2 separate regions of the Homo sapiens genome follow, and region 1 is linked to region 2. A link is an interaction called in ENCODE POLR2A ChIA-PET data of the cell type or tissue named here. Cell type or tissue: A673. All regions are shown on one strand. Each heading gives the region's core, and the rest is flanking DNA. Links, peaks and the distances in the headings are about the cores only.

Region 1 (8,341 bases), core at 108-8,107, 1.2 Mb after region 2:
GTATACAATACAATATTATTAACTATATATCAGATCCCTAGACTTACCCACATACGTGCAACTTTGTACCCTTTGACCTATATCTACCCTCCCTAACCACTATTCTGTTCTCTGTTTCTATGTATTTGACTGTTTTTTTTTTTTAAGATTCCACTTGTAAGTGAGATCTTGGCAGTATTTTTATTTCTGTGTCTGGCTTACATCACTCAATGTCTTCCAGGTTCATCCATGTTGTGGCAAATGGCAGGCTCTCCTGTTTAAAAGCTGAATAATATTCCTTTGTATATATTTGCCACAATTTCTTCTTTTCTTTTCTTTTTTTTTTTTTTGAGACAGAGTCTTGCTCTGTCGCCCAGGCTGGAGTGCAGTGGCATGATCTCAGCTCACTGCAACCTCCACTTGCCGGGTTCAAATGATTCTTGTGCCTTAGCCTCCTGGGTAGCTGGGATTACAGGCGCGTACCACCACACCTAATTTTTGTATTTTTAGTAGAGACGGGGTTTCACCATGTTGTCCAGGCTGGTCTCAAACTCCTGACCTCAAATGATCCGCCCACCTAGCCTCCCAAAGTGCTGGGATTACAGGCTTGAGCCACTGCACCCAGACCACAATTTATTCATCTTTATTTATCCATAGGTTGTTTGTTTCCATATCTTGGCCATTGTGAATAATGCTGGCATGAACATGGGAGTACAGGTATTTCTACATGGTTCTGATTTCATTTCCTTTGGGTATACAGTAATCCCCCTGTATCCACAGAGAATCTGTTCCAAGCCTCCAGTGGATGCTTGAAATCTCGGATAGTACTGAACCTCATATATGCTATTAATAATATGCTTTTTCCTATACAACATACCTATGATAAAGTTCAATTTATAAATTAGGTATAGTAAGAGATTAACAACTAATAATAAAATAAAATAGAACAATTATAATCTGTTGTAATAGTTATCAGAATTTGGTCCCTCTCTCAAAATACTTTATTGTACTGTTCTCGCCTATTTTTGTACTGTGGCTGACCATGGGGTAAGACTTTGGAAAGTGAAATCTTGGAAAAGGAGGGGGACTACTGTATACCTAGAAGAGGAATTGCTGAGTCATATGGTAGTTCCAGTTTTAATTTTTGTGGGAATCCATAAGACCTTAAGTTTCCCAATTACAAGCCTTCTATTATAACGAATTTCAGGAACTTTGATGGCTTCATAGGGGTTACTGTACTGCCTGGATTCTCAGAGGAGAAAACTGAGGCTCAAGTAGTTTGTAACTTCAAGCATGTAACCTAATGATACACAGAGAAAATGATACTTGCAGGGCCATTAGGGTAAACAGAAAAGGCCACTCACAGCTGAAGATGACAATCCCAGAGAGTCAAGTCTAGTCACCCCATCTCCCCATAGCCTGTTTCCATCACACAGGTTGGGTAGTTCTGCTGTTACAGTTGGGGCTTAGTTCACTGTTTTTCTCCACAGTCTACATAGTAGAAATGATTTTTGTGTTGTAGGGTGGTATTAAGTAATAATACCAGGATTTTAAATGTGCTACGGTGGTTTTTTATGAGATATTTAGAAGGCATATGTGCACTAACCTCTTTAAAATAGAAGCATAGGTTCATACCGGTTAAGAATTTACTAATGGCAGGTATTTTTCTTCCTGTGGAAGATGTCTTTGAGCTATGTAACAAATAAGATTTGTAGCTCTGCACTAACAGAATGAAAAAAAAATGGCCTTCCACTTTCATGGGAAATAGTTAATAAAATGATTATTTTTAGGTAGATCATGTAACAAAGTCACTATTTTTTCTTTCCTCCTATTGTGAAAGGAAAATGATTTCCATAGATTTATACATGTAAGTCTAGATTTATGTACTCAGGGAGGCTATGAAGAATGCTAAGGAGACCCGTTTTGGCTTTAGGCAAGGATTATTTCTAACAAACGTAGATTTGTTGCTTTTAAATACTAATACATTTATTAAATTTGGTAGAAATTTATGTCTGATGAGACTGATCTACAGGACAAAGGAAACAGGAAGTAGATATGAAAAAAACATTAATGGCTATGAAATAATTTTTAAAGTGGTTAATCGGTACTTAGCCCTTTATTTTTAGAGAGTTTGTTTTTGCCCTTATAATTAAGATGAAAATAATGTATACTAGAAGGAACACTTGTTTGGGAGTCACATTGGGTTTTAAATTTCACCTCTGCCATTTACTAGACGTTCGAGCATGAATAGCTTTCTGAACTGCATTTGCCTCATCTGTAAAATGGGAATAATATTTCAAATTTATGGACTCACAAAGAGAATAAAGAGATAACAGATACATTGCCTGGCATCTAGCTGATACTTGGTAAATTTTAATATCCACCATTGTGGTTTTGCAATATCCTAGCAACCTTTCAGTCCCTTGAAATGACATGCTAGCAGTTTCTCCAGCTAATTCAGGGTTCCTCCATACCCAGAAGTGATTTGCTTTTGCTTCCCATTAAAGTAGAACCCAGCCCAGCAAAGGTGAATCACAGTGCAGTGCAAGGAATAGGTCTTAAAACATGAGGATGGGATCTATCAACTTCATAAATTTGGCAGGCCAAAATTGGTCTTTTTTCTTTGACTTGTATTTATTTGTTTGCCATGCATAATCACTTGTACTTTTTTCTTTTTATCTTTTTTTTTTTTTTTTTTTTGACGTGTAGTCTCACTCTGTCGCCCACGCTGGAGTGCAATGGCGCGATCTCAGCTCACTGCAACCTCCACCTCCCAGGTTCAAGCGATTCTCCTGCCTCAGCCTCCTGAGTAGCTGGGATTACAGGCGCCTGCCACCACACCCAGCTAATTTTTGTACTTTCAGTAGAGACAGGGTTTCACTGTGTTGACCAGGCTGGTGTCGAACTCCTGACCTCAAGTGATCCACCTGCCTCGGCCTCCCAAAGTGCTGGGATTACAGGCGTGAGCCACTGTGCTCGGCCACACTTTTTTCTTTTTATGAATTTCCCATCCTTACTATTTGCCCATTTAGTTCTTGGACCTAGAGTTTTATTTAGCAGTTTACTTGAGCTCTTTGTATAATAAACTCATTAACATTTCATCAGATGTATTTGATGCAAATATTTCCCACATTGTGGACCATATCGTATATATGAAGTCATTCTGAGGATGAGATACGAGGCAAGAATATCTAAATTTTGCCTAATCCCAGGTGCCCCATTGGGAATACATACGCTGAAGATGCAAATACATGTTCAGAAGGAGGAAAGCACAATTAAATCACATTTGTACTATTAGCTTGGACTTCAGTCCTAAACTCTAGTGTGTTGAATGCTTCTCTGTATTAGATTTAGTATCCTTAAACTAAAACATATCTTTCCTTAGATTAGGGAAAGTCGAGGTGAGGAGGGTTGGGAAGGAACAGAATGGATCCCTTTAATTTGTTCTAAAGGACAGGTATTTTCCAGTTTCCCTTTTAAATTGGAATATACACATTTGAAAAAATACACATCAGTATTTTATCTATTTTATCAAATTTATTTTTTATTCTTAAAGTTCTTGACTAATTGCTATGCTGAGAAAACATACCATTTTTCCAGATTTAGAAAATAGTTTGCCCATGTTTTGCAAAAGCTTTTAAAATCTCTAGCATTTTATAGTATTAATTGTTTAATTTAGCTGAAGTTTATTTTTATACTGTATATTTGGGACTTTTTTCCTAATTTAAAAAATCAACTAACCATTCTGTATTTCTTAACTAATTTATATCTTCAGTGATTTAATGACAGTTTCTTTATTATATAACTTTAGGGAATTAAAAACTCAGTGGGAACTAACTTCTACTTGAATGTTCAGGTATTATGTTTATGTTTTTTCTTATTTTTAAATTTTGAGTCACAAATGGAAGCTGAAGCTCTCTAGAGATTGCTACAGTGTCTTCCAGAACTGTTTTCCAGACTTACTCAGACATGAGAACCCCATGTGATACTTGTTTTTAAATATATGGATTCTGATTAGTAAGTGTAAGGCTGAAGAATCTTTTGCTTCTAAACAGTTCTAATAAGCAAATTTGAAGAGAGCCATTCTGTACTTTTATGTTATGGAAGAGAGATTAATAGGCAATCTGAATTTTTTTCTTTTAAAAAGTGTGCCTGGGCCGGGCGCGGTGGCTCATGCCTGTAATCCCAGCACTTTGGGAGGCTGAGGCGGGCGGACCACGAGGTCAGGAGATTGAGACCATCCTGGCTAACACGGTGAAACCCCGTCTCTACTAAAAACACAAAAAATTAGCCAGGCGTGGTGGCGGGCGCGCCTGTAGTCCCAGCTACTCGGGAGGCTGAGGCAGGAGAATGGCGTGAACCCGGGAGGTGGAGCTTGCAGTGAGCCAAGATCGTGCCACTGCACTCTAGCCTGGGGGACAGAGCGAGACTCTGTCTCAAAAAAAAAAAAAAAAAAAAATCTTAATTGCAATGAAAGATACTTAGGAAAATCCTTTGTTGTTGCTCTTACTTGAGAATAACATTTTCTAACTGAAGAGCTGTCATTGGTACACTCCATCTTGTCTTTTAGGAGCTTAACTTGATGGTTTTTTGTTTTCCTATATAACGACACATATAGAAATAGCAATTTTAGGTAAATTTAAAGTTTGCCAAGAGAAGTATTAAAATGCACTGTATATTTTATAGGTGTTTACTAAGTTATATTTTCTAGAGGTCAACTTAGCACTCCAGTCTCTTAAAGTGACATCATGTGTTAAAGCAGCGTTTTGTGTACTGTATTTCTGCCAGTGTTTTAGAAGATTTACAAAGTAGCCAATGTGAAAACTATTATACAAAGTTAAATAGTAGACTTTGACAGATAGGAATAATGTAAGGGCTTGAGGTATTAAGGCATGGAAATTGATGTTTTGGGGATTGGTAGATGATTGTTGGCTGGTCCACATTTAACTTCTTTCTGTTAAACTTGTAGATAGTCAAAGTGAAGTTCATTAAATATTTTCTGAAATCAGTTTATTAAGGTGACATAAAGTATTTTAAACATTTAAAGAAGTATTAATTAAAATGGTATTACAAATTTAGAACTTGGTATATTTAGAACTTTGGTTATATTGTCTGTTCTTGGGTTTTCATGTGAATATAAGACAATTGCTATTTTTTTTCAATTAAGAGGCTATTTTTTAAAACAGTTTTAGACTTACAGAATGATATGTTTTTATATAAGAAATATCAAGAAAGCTTGTAGAATAGCAAAGCTTAGCAAAAATTAATTTATTTGTCTTATTGGTGCATTTCATTGTTTCACAAAGTGGGGGGTCCTGATTTGGAACACAGACTAGGAAAAGGTAGGGTGAATTCTTTGAATAGATAATTTTTCCATTCTTAAAAGTTTAACTTGTTCATTTTTGGACCAGTTAAAATTTTTTTTCCCATTTCTTTAAAACTGTGAAATAGATGGGTGGGGTCACAGTATGACCAAAAAAAAAAAAAAAAACCCTAAAAATAGAGCTCTTTACTAGATATCTATGTTTTATCCTAGCTAAATGTAACTCTTTTCCATTAAAATCTTTTTTGATATGGACCAGGGCAGTCTCAGGGCTAATTAGAGAACCTTCTCACATTAATGATCTCAGTGGCTGGTCTTGTCCTGCTCTCTCCATGCCAGCTGTAGGTGTTTTTTAGAGCAGAGATTTATTTAAAACTATTGATGCATTCAGCAGCATACTAACCAGTGACCATCATTCTTACTTACTCTTCCTCTTGATCATTCTTTCTCTTTTCTTTACTGGTTCTTCATTATTGCACCTCTTGAATATTGATATTCCACAGTGTTTAATCCTCAGTATTGTTCTATCTTGTTTTGCATAGATCCAGTCACTTTGTGTATGCTTGGCAATTCCTGGATTATTCATTCAACCAGCATTTGCTTTGCTTGGTTCAGGAAATGCTAGTGATAAAGTGAAGGAGAAATAAGAAACCAGCACTTACAGAGCACATTGACTGCATTGTAAGGGATTTGTAAGAGTTTCATCAGAATAGAGGAGGGCAATCTGGTTGTCATAACATAACATGCTTCTAAGATACGCCCAGTCTGGGGGTGGGGGAAATTAGATGTTTTCTAGGCAAAAACGACAAAAATATTTGCAAGAAAGGTATCAAGGCATTTTGAGCAAAAGAAATAGCGTGAAAGAACGTGATACGTTTTGGGGAATTGCAAGTATTTGGTGTGGTAGAAGAGAATGCAGTGAGTGTGGACATAGCAGGATATGAATCTGGAAAAAGGTAGAGAGGGGCCATGCCAAGGAGTTTAGAAAGGAGTTCCAAAAGTGGTTTTATGATACAGATAACTTGGGGCAGGTAGATGATAGATTTCGGGATGCGTGAAAGTGGGTGGGGCAGGGATCAAGACTTGAGCCAGGCCTGCAGTCCCATTAGGAGGTTTTTGTGAGAGTAAATTGTTGAGGGCCTAAATCAAAGAAGTGGCGTTGGAGACACAGGATGCATTTGAATTTGAGGTATTCTGTTGGGCCTGTTGACTGACTAGATACAGGGGAGTAGGGAGAAATTGAGGAAGAAATTCCTGCTTGAGTAACTACATAGATAGTTAAGCCATTACCTAAAATGAAGTTTCTCTCCCGTCACTCTGGCAGTTATGACTTATTCTTGCCTTTACTTCCCTCCTTCTATCTGCTGCTTAAACCCATTCTTAGGTTTTGTCATTTCTTCCTCTACAACTCTTTTCTCACCTGTATGTTGAATCTTAAATCCATATTTTTAATCCAAACTTTTTTGAACTCCAGAACCATATATTCAGTTGCATCCCGTGTGTGCATATTCTGTAGCAATGGTTCTCGAAGTTTACCTGAGGACAGGATCCCTAGGAGGCTCCTCAAAACTCTTTCATGAGATCCATGAGGTCAAATCAATTTTCATAATAACAGGAAGACTTTATTTGCCTGTTTCACTTTTATTATGAGTATATAGTGGAGTTTTCCAGAGGTGACACAGTGTGGGATACCACAACAAATTGGATGCAGGCGCATATGTGATAATCCACCTACCTTCTGTTAAGCCAGATGTTAGAGAGACTTACAGAAATGTTAAACAGTGCCATGCTTCTCACTAATTTTGTTATGGAAAATAGAACAATTTTTTTTAAATGTATGTATGTTCGTATGTAATAAATTTATTTTTAACTCACTTAAAATATTTGTTTAAACTTTTATTATGGTAAATGTATATACAACACACATAAACGAAACCTTTTGGAGTTCTCAGTGTTTCAGAGTATAAAGGACCTTGAGACCAAAACATTCGAGATGTGAGTCAGCAGAGGCAGTGTGGTTAAGTGCCTTGCCCATGGTCATATAGCTAGTAAGTTGCAGAGCTGAGATTTGAATCCATCCAGTCTTTTGAACCTATACTTCTTGTCCTGGGACAGTTTAGGTAAGATTAATATTACATGTTTCTTGAGGATACACACCCATCCACACACGCCCCCTGTAAAGTTATCTGAGCCTGGTGCATGTTATGTTATGTTATGTTATGTTATGTTATGTTATGTTATGTTTTATGTTATGTTATGTTATGTTGTTATGTTATGTTATGTTATGTTATGTTATGTTATGTTATGTTATTCAGGAGTTGGGGCCTTACCATATTGCCCATGCCTGACTTGAACTTTTTGGCTCAAGCGATCCTCCTGCCTCAGGACTACAGACATCTGCTGCTGTGCCTGGCTTTTTTGTTTTTGTATTCCTGGTGTGTTTTGGAGGGATAAATCTTGGGAGACCCTTTCAGAGTTTCTGCTGTTATACTATAGGACCTTCTATTCCTCTGTGAGCCTATTTTGGTAAATTATATTTGATAAAGCAGAGTTTGGAAAACTACAGTCTGCAAGTGAAATCTGGCCCACTGCCTGTTTTTGCATATGCAGTGTTACGAAATATAGTCACATCCATTTGTTTGCATTTACCTGTTGTCTATGACTGCTCTGGTGCTACACTGGCAGAGTTGAGTAGTTGTCACAGATTCTGTGGTCTGCAAAGCCCAAAATATTTACTCTCTCATCTTTACAGAAAGAACTTGCCAACCCCTGTTGTATAACATAGTTCAATTTAGTTGGGTTTTGTTTTACTGGGATAGATTGTACATAGTATTTTCTTGTCTTTTGGTAATCTCCACGTTTGAATTTGTGTCTTTTTCATTCCCAGTGCTATTTATATCTCTTGTTTTTATTCCCATTGTTTGGGATGACCAAAATTTAGCCTGACTTATTGGTAACAGTGTTATGTTGGTGCTCCATCTTTTACTGTGCTCTCCAATAATTTAAATGCGATTAGATTTAGAGATACGTGTTTCTTTT
Region 2 (8,341 bases), core at 275-8,274:
TAGATGATTTTAGCAAGAGTGCCTCAGAGGTGACATGACCTCAGTGCCTCACATCAGGAGCAGCATAGGAGGTTGACTTGTTGTATCATTGGTGATGCTGAGTATGATACCTCCACCTAGGTTGTACCTACCTCCCTTACAAGGTGGTGAGCTCCTGGAGATGGGAGACAAACTATATGGTGTGAAACTGTGTACTCAGGCTCCAGGAGTGCTTAACACACAGTGGGTACTTCCTTGTGTGTGGAGCGAGTGAGTGAACTTGCTGTATGGAGAACACAGTGAGAAGACTGAAGCAGCTCCACTGGAGATATGGTGGGGATGGCTGGAGACAGGACTGGGACTGGGTCATGACAGGCTTCACAAACCGCCCTTTCCCAGTGGGAACGGTGTACAACAGAGGCACAGATCCTCTGAGGTGTTTTCAGCAGCTATTAAATACCATATGCATACAATTCCATTTATCCTGTTCTTGAATTCACACACACTTTGGAATGCTACATTTGGCCAGTTTGCTGCCTACCTATAGTGGCACAGAAGTCTCTCAAAAGAACATTCTGATAAGCTCTTAGAGCAGAAAGAACAGAAAGGCCTTTGCTATTGCTTGAACAACCAGACCCTAAATGGCCTTGGGGATGAATGATGTGTGTGTGTGAGATCCAGTAAATGTCTTCCCTCATTCTGGCTTCTTTGGGGCTTACACCAGCTACTGGATGATGTGAATGGGCTGTTTCACTGCAGGCGTCTGGTGAAGATAGTAGCAAAGCAGGCACTCAAGTGGCAGTACAGTCAGACTTTGTGATCTTAGGCAGACACAATCACAGACGCTTTTTTTTGGTAAAATGTACAGCTGCCATGGGATTTAAAATAGCCAGAACAACTTGGGGACTACCACCAAAATACCCCCAGTGTTAAACTACTAGACGTTCCAATCAAAGGAATAACACACAGCCTGTTTACTCCCTATTTGATCACCAGTGCTTAGTAAGTGCTCAAGCTATTGTTAAATAAATGCAGTTGTAAAAAAACAATGAGGAAGAGCCTTATCCTCCAATTTGGCAGTTTTCCAAGATATGTTGCTAAATATTGCAAAAAAATAAAAAAGGTCTAGTGTAACAATGTATGATTTTCATAACTGAGGATATGCTTTCTATTGCTAAAAAGGGGCCAGGTGCAGTGCCTCATGCCTGTAATTCCAGCACTTTGGGAAGTGGAGGCGGGAGCATCTTTTGAGCCCAGGAGTTCGAGACCAGCCGGGGTAACACAGTGAGACCCCATCTCTATAAATAACTTAAAAAATTAGCAGTGGTGTGCCTACTTGGGAGGCTGAGGCAGGAGGATGGCCTGAGCCTGGGAGGTTGAGGCTGCGGTGAGCCACAGTCGTGTCACTGCACTCAGACTGGGTGACAGTGAATGTCTCAAAGAACTCAAAGAAAACGAGGTTTGCATTCGACCCAGCAATCCCATTACTGGATATACATAAAGGAATATAAATCATTCTACCATAAAGACACACACATGCCTGTGTTCACTGCAACACTATTCACAATAACAAAGACATGGAATCAACCTAAATGCCCATCAACTGCAGACTGGGTAAAGAAAATGTGTAGGCTGGGTGCAGTGGCTCTCGCCTGTAGTCCTAGCACTCTGGGAGGCCAAGGCGGGCGGATCATTTGAGGTCAGGAGTTCGAAACCAATCTGGCCAACATGGTGAAACCCCATCTCTAATAAAAATACAAAGTATCCGGGCATGGTGGCGGATGCCTGTAATCCCAGCTATTCAGGAGGCCGAGGCAGGAGAATCACGTGAACTGGGGAAGCAGAGGTTGTAGTTAGCCAAGATAGCACCATACCACTCCAGCCTGGGCGACAGAGTGAGACTGTCTGAAAAAAAAAAAAAAAGAAAGTGTGTATACACACACACACACACACACACACCACACACACTCTCCATGGAATACTATGCAGCCATAAAAAATGAGATCATGTCCTTTATGGTAACATGGATGCAGCTGGAACCAGTATCCTAAGTGAACTATCACAGGATCAGAAAACCAAATACCACGTTCTCACTTTAAGTGGGAGCTAAACATTGAGTAAACATGGACAGAAGGGAACAACAGGCACTGGGGCCTACTGGAGGGTGGAGGGTGAGGCTCCAAAAAACACCCATCAGGGACTGGGCACAGTGGCTCACATCTGTAATCCCAGCACTTTGGGAGGCGGAGGTGGGCGGATCACCTAAGGTCAGGAGTTCAATACCAGGCTGGCCAACATGGTGAAACCCCGTCTCAACTAAAAATACAAAACATTAGCCAGGTGGTGGCGGGTGCATGGTGGCGGGTATAACGTCAGCTACTTGGGAGGCTGAGGCAGGAGAATCGCTTGAACCTGGGAGACGGAGGTTGCAGTGAGCCAAGATTGTGCCACTGCACTCCAGTCTGGGCGACAAGAGCGAAACTCCTTCTCAAATAAAAAAACCCATGGGGTATTATGCTTATTACCTGGGTGATGAAATAATCTGCACACCAAACCCCATGACACATAATTTACCTATATAACAAACATGTACATGTACCCCTGAACCTAAATAAAAGTTAAAAAAAAAAAAAAAAAAAAAAGGACTATGTCTGCCTAACATGCCTGGAATAACTCTAGAGCAACCCAGAAGGAACCAGCGTATTGGTACCTGCAGGAAGGGAAGCAGATGTGAGTGTGGACCCAATCCCAGAGCTGACTCCCATCCTTCGACCACCTCATCTCTCAGCCATGAGATTCTCTGCTGGCTGAGGGCCCCTCACCTTAGTCCCTCTGCCTCAAAGACACTACTTACTGTAGGCCTTTGGTTCCTCTTCCTTCCCCATACTAGAAAGTCAGTAAAAGGAGAGGAATTATTTTGATGTAACTCTCAAACTAAACTCTTCAAGAGCTAAGCAATGCATACATGTTATTTACATCAACCCCAAGGAACCAACACAGTGCTAAGAGTAAAAGGGGCAGAACCAATAATGATGTGTGACAAATCAAACTGTGGTTTGATGTGTGGCAATGTCAAACTGACCTTCCAGGAGGAAAGAGAGCCTCCCATTCTCCAAAACTGTTAAACTGTATTAAAAGGGATCTTTAGGACAGTGATGAAAAACTAGTCCCACCTGCTGATATCAGCTGACACATCTGATAATAAGCTAATGGAAACCAAAACAAAGTTTTTTTTGAAGCAAAAAGTCCATTTCCATGAATATATTCACTCCTGATACGAAGGTGGGGAGACAGCCTTACTTCAAGTACATGGCTGGGGAAGCCATTGTTTTTGACATGCATGAATACAAATGACAAATCAGACCTTTAAAAATATTAAGCAATGTCAGTATACAAACATAAAAAAGCACTTTATAGACATCATTGAAAAACTGAAGATGGGGGAAAATGTTGGTTTTATAGATTTATTTTCAAAGAGTAAAACACATACAATTTAAATACAAGTCCATCAGAATCACTCTGTCAGAGTCAGCAAGAATGCCAAAATGTGTCCTCACTGCCAGACATTCGTCACTATCATCTGAGTCCTCTCTCAGCAAAGCCAAAGGGTCTGGAAAAGACAAAATAAGTTCAATGTTATTTTTGATGTATTCTTACTAATGATAAGTGACATCTTTCAGGTGCTAAAAATGCAGCCTCTGGCTGAGTGCAGTGGCTCATGCCCGTAATCTCAGCACTTTGGGAGGCCAAGCTGGGCGGATCACCTGAGGTCAGGAGTTCGAGACCAGCCTGGCCAACATGGTGAAACCCCATCTCTACTAAAAATATAAAAATTAGCTGGGCGTGGAGGTGCACGCCTGTAATCCCAGTTACTCAGGAGGCTGAGGCCGGAGAATTGCTTGAACCCAGGAGGCGGAGGTTGCAGTGAGCCGAGATTGTGCCACTACACTCCAGCCTGGGCAACAGAGCAAGGTTCCATCTTTAAAAAAAAAAAAAAAAAAATGCAGGGTCACTAAAAGCTAAAGACTAAAAACACTAATACAATGTTTTAATTCAAAAAGTCTTATTTGATTATTCTAGGTCCCAAGTAACAAAAGCTACTATTTACTGAGAGGCTTCTTTACATCATTATATCAAGTGATATATATACTCTCTTCAATTTTGCTTTCACAAAAGCCCCAGGTAGGTCCTATCATTACCACCATATTACATATGAGGAAACTGAGGCTTACAGAGCTAAGCAGCCTGCCTGAGACCACCAGGCTTATAGTGTGTGGCAAAGCTGAGAATAAACTTGGGTGTCTCTGACTCCAAAGTCCATCCTCTTATACATGAGGCCTCTCTTGCCTACTTAAGAGCCAGGTCACTTCAGTGTCTTACCCAGCAGGCTGGGCTTACCTTGGCTGAGTAATTGAGGGAGACAGAGGTCTGTTTCCAGGTTACCCTGTTCAGTACTTTGTACAATGTTCTGCTTTTGTGAGGACAGCTGACAATCAAGGGAGTTCTATCCAGGAATGACAGTTCTCAACCTCTCAAAGATCACCACCAGGGCTGGGCCCCTTTGAGTGGCAGACAACAGGAAAGGGCTTGCATTTTATAAGTAGTGAAAAATCTTGGTCAAGCATTTCCATTTTCTGTTTCTTCTTAAGTTTCCTTTATTGAAGAACCACAGACAAATCTATGGGTGAACATCATTTTTTAAGTCTATTTACCTGATACTTTATTCATATACATCCTTCTTATCTGCAATGTAATCTACAATTTCTTGTGGACACATTAACTTTTCAGCATCTATATCAGGAATTTCAAACCCTAAAAGAAAAATATACAACAATGTGAGAGAGTTAAAAAAAAAAAATCCTTTAGAACTGAACACACCTGACCCTTCTACAACAGCTACAAGTATATCAAAACTTTCAGCAACCTTGAATCCCATATAGGTTGTGGGCCAGTTAGCTTCTAGACAGTATGCATACAGGTTGGGTACGATGCTTTGGAGGTATGTTTGTTTGTTTGTTTGTTTGTTTGTTGAGATAGAATTCACATAATAGAAAATTCCTCCTTGTATATACCATATAATTTGGTAGTTTTTAGTATATTCACATTGTGCAACCATCACCATTGTGTAAAAGAAACCCAGCTCCCTCTCCCTCTCCCCACGGTCTCCCTCTCCCTCTCCCTCTTCCCACGGTCTCCCTCTCCCTCTCCCTCTCCCCAAGGTCTCCCTCTCCCTCTCCCTCTTCCCACGGTCTCCCTCTCCCTCTCCCTCTCCCTCTCTTTCCATGGTCTCCCTCTGATGCCGAGCCGAAGCTGGACTGTACTGCCGCCATCTCTGCTCACTGCAACCTCCCTGCCTGATTCTCCTGCCTCGGCCTGCCCAGTGCCTGCGATTGCAGGCACGCGCCGCCACGCCTGACTGGTTTTCGTATTTTTTTGGTGGAGACAGGGTTTCGCTGTGTTGGCTGGGCTGGTCTCCAGCTCCTAACCGCGAGTGATCTGCCAGCCTCGGCCTCCCGAGGTGCCGGGATTGCAGATGGAGTCTCGTTCACTCAGTGCACAATGTTGCCCAGGCTGGAGTGCAGTGGCGTGATCTCGGCTAGCTACAACCTCCACCTCCCAGCTGCCTGCCTTGGCCTCCCAAAGTGCCGAGATTGCAGCCTCTGCCTGGCCGCCCATCGTCTGGGATGTGAGGAGCCCCTCTGCCCGGCTGCCCAGTCTGGGAAGTGAGGAGCGCCCCTTCCCGGCCGCCATCCTGTCTAGGAAGTGAGGAGCGTCTCTGCCCGGCCACCCATCGTCTGAGATGTGGGGAGCGCCTCTGCCCGGCTGCCCAGTCTGGGAAGTGAGGAGCGCCTCTTCCCGGCCACCATCCCGTCTAGGAAGTGAGGAGCGTCTCTGCCCGGCCACCCATCGTCTGAGATGTGGGGAGCGCCTCTGCCCCACTGCCCCGTCTGGGATGTGAGGAGCGCCTCTGCCCGGCCGCGACCCCATCTGGGAGGTGAGGAGCGTCTCTGCCCGGCTGCCCCCTCTGAGAAGTGAGGAGCCCCTCCGCCCGGCAGCCGCCCCGTCTGAGAAGTGAGGAGCCCCTCCGCCCGGCAGCCGCCCCGTCTGAGAAGTGAGGAGCCCCTCTGCCCGGCAGCCGCCCCGTCTGGGAAGTGAGGAGCGTCTCCGCCCGGCAGCCGCCCCGTCAGGGAGGTGTACCCAACAGCTCATTGAGAACGGGCCATGATGACGATGGCGGTTGTTTCGAATAGAAAAGGGGGAAATGTGGGGAAAAGATAGAGAAATCAGATTGTTGCTGTGTCTGTGTAGAAAGAAGTAGACATAGGAGACTCCATTTTGTTCTGTACTAAGAAAAATTCTTCTGCCTTGGGATGCTGTTGATCTATGACCTTACCCCCAACCCGGTGCTCTCTGAAACATGTGCTGTGTCCACTCAGGGTTAAATGGATTAAGGGTGGTGCAAGATGTGCTTTGTTAAACAGATACTTGAAGGCAGCATGCTTGTTAAGAGTCATCACCACTCCCTAATCTCAAGTACCCAGGGACACAAACACTGCGGAAGGCCCCAGGGTCCTCTGCCTAGGAAAACCAGAGACCTTTGTTCACTTGTTTACCTGCTGACCTTCCCTCCACTATTGTCCTATGACCCTGCCAAATCCCCCTCTGCGAGAAACACCCAAGAATGATCAATTAAAAAAAAAAAAAAAAAAAGAAACCCAGTGCCCGTCAGCAGTCACTCCCCATCCTCCCTAGCTCTGGCAACCACCCGTGTACTTTCTATCTCTGGATTTGCCTCTTCTTGACATTTCATGTAAATGGTATATAACGTGTCATCTTCTGTGTCTGGCTTCTTTCACTCGGCACGTTCTCAAGGTTCGTGTGCTGTAACACACGTCACCCATGCATTTTTTTTTTTATGATGGTTGGGTTTTTATAAATGGCTGGGTTTTGGTAGTTAGCTTACTTTGGCCCAAACACTGTGCTGAGCATTTTACACATCATCTCTAATTCTCACAGCAATTCCAATCCTGGGGTTCCTACTATTATCACCCCCACTTTACAGCTGAGGAAACAGGCTTTGAGAGATACAGTTACTTGTCCAGGCTCATACCTGACTAAGCTCAATTCCAGACCTGGTACTCTTAAGCACTAGGCAAAGGGATTCCATCCTAGTCAGCATCATCTGTGAGGAATTTTAACTAGGCCCTGCTCTGCAGAACAGCACAGAAGTCCTTTGATTTCCTATTCAGCCAACTCACGCAGAAACAGCCATGGAACCTTATAAAGGTCTCACCTGCCCAACACACAGTCCCAAACTTGGAGTGTGCTTGTGAGCCAGGATAGGAGACCAAGGCCAGAGGCTCTGGGTGCGTCTCTTGTCCTGGCACACATTACTTCTACCTGGTTCGCGTTACCCGAGCTCAGGAGGGGCTGACATGTCATCAGCATGTGTTCCGGGGAGGCTTTTGCCCTTTGTCTTAGAACCCTGTCTGAAGAATCAGTCCCCTGGAACCATCTCTGGTCATTCGGCTCTTGGCACCACACTGGGCACTCTGCTGGGCTTGTGCAAGGTGCTCTCTGAATAAATGTACCATCCCTAAAGCTTACTTCACCTGATGGTAAGTGGGCAGGAAGGTGTGTGTGAAGGGCAGTGGATGCTACTGTTTCTATTAATATTTAATTCTAATTCCAATTCAGACGCCCACCACTTCTTTCAGTTTAATCCACCTTAATCAAAAATCGCAGTGTGTAGATAGAAGACTGAGCCTTACCAAATTCGTCTTCCATGGCCATGATAATCTCCACTTGGTCCAAACTGTCTAAGCCCAGGTCTTTCATAAAATGAGAATTTACTGAAAGCTGCAAGAAAGGAGCACCAAACACAAAATTTAGTCCATGAAAGCATCTGCTTCCCAAGATAACAGGGTGGTACAATGCCACTTAATCACTATATTGAATTTATTATACTTTAAGTTTTAGGGTACATGTGCACAACGTGCAGGTTTGTTACATAGGTATACATGTGCCATGTTGGTTTGCTGCACCCATCAACTCATCATTTACATTAGGTATTTCTCCTAATGCTGTCCCTCCCCAAACCCCCTACCCCTTGACAGGCCCTGGTAAATGATGCTCCCCACCCTCTGTCCAAGTGACCTCATTGTTCAGTTCCCACCTATGAGCGAGAACACACAGTGTTTGGTTTTCTGTCCTTGTGACTACATCGAATTTTTTTTAACATACAGAGGCTATAACTGACATTTTATATGTAACCTATGCTAGTATGTACATGGTTTGCTTTATCTTACTCTGTTTTGAAGTGAACAATATATACATAGCTAATGAAGGATTTCACTCTAAT

Evidence for each region. ChIA-PET counts read pairs that join two places held together with the same protein. Peaks named below come from ENCODE experiments on the same cell type or tissue, not always from the same donor. Only the 100,000 strongest peaks of a DNase experiment are listed, where the experiment ranks them.
Region 1: POLR2A ChIA-PET joins it to region 2 with 6 read pairs; 2 of 35 experiments call an interaction of 5 or more read pairs at or near these places.

Annotation. Positions count from the first base shown.
Region 1 is chr16:24,764,016-24,772,356 of GRCh38, forward strand. All of the region lies in intron 4 of TNRC6A (trinucleotide repeat containing adaptor 6A), which reads left to right. Among named protein-coding and RNA genes, the nearest start is that of TNRC6A, 39 kb to the left of the region's middle. In A673, for the core only: no CTCF peak of the experiment used is centred there; no DNase peak of the experiment used is centred there; H3K27ac peaks cover 2,552 bases.
Region 2 is chr16:23,577,585-23,585,925 of GRCh38, forward strand. It overlaps NDUFAB1 (NADH:ubiquinone oxidoreductase subunit AB1), which reads right to left. Exons shown (of 5, transcript NM_005003.3): 3 at 7,752-7,839; 4 at 4,692-4,791; 5 at 3,430-3,589. The coding sequence ends at 4,700. Among named protein-coding and RNA genes, the nearest start is that of NDUFAB1, 15 kb to the right of the region's middle. In A673, for the core only: no CTCF peak of the experiment used is centred there; no DNase peak of the experiment used is centred there; H3K27ac peaks cover 570 bases.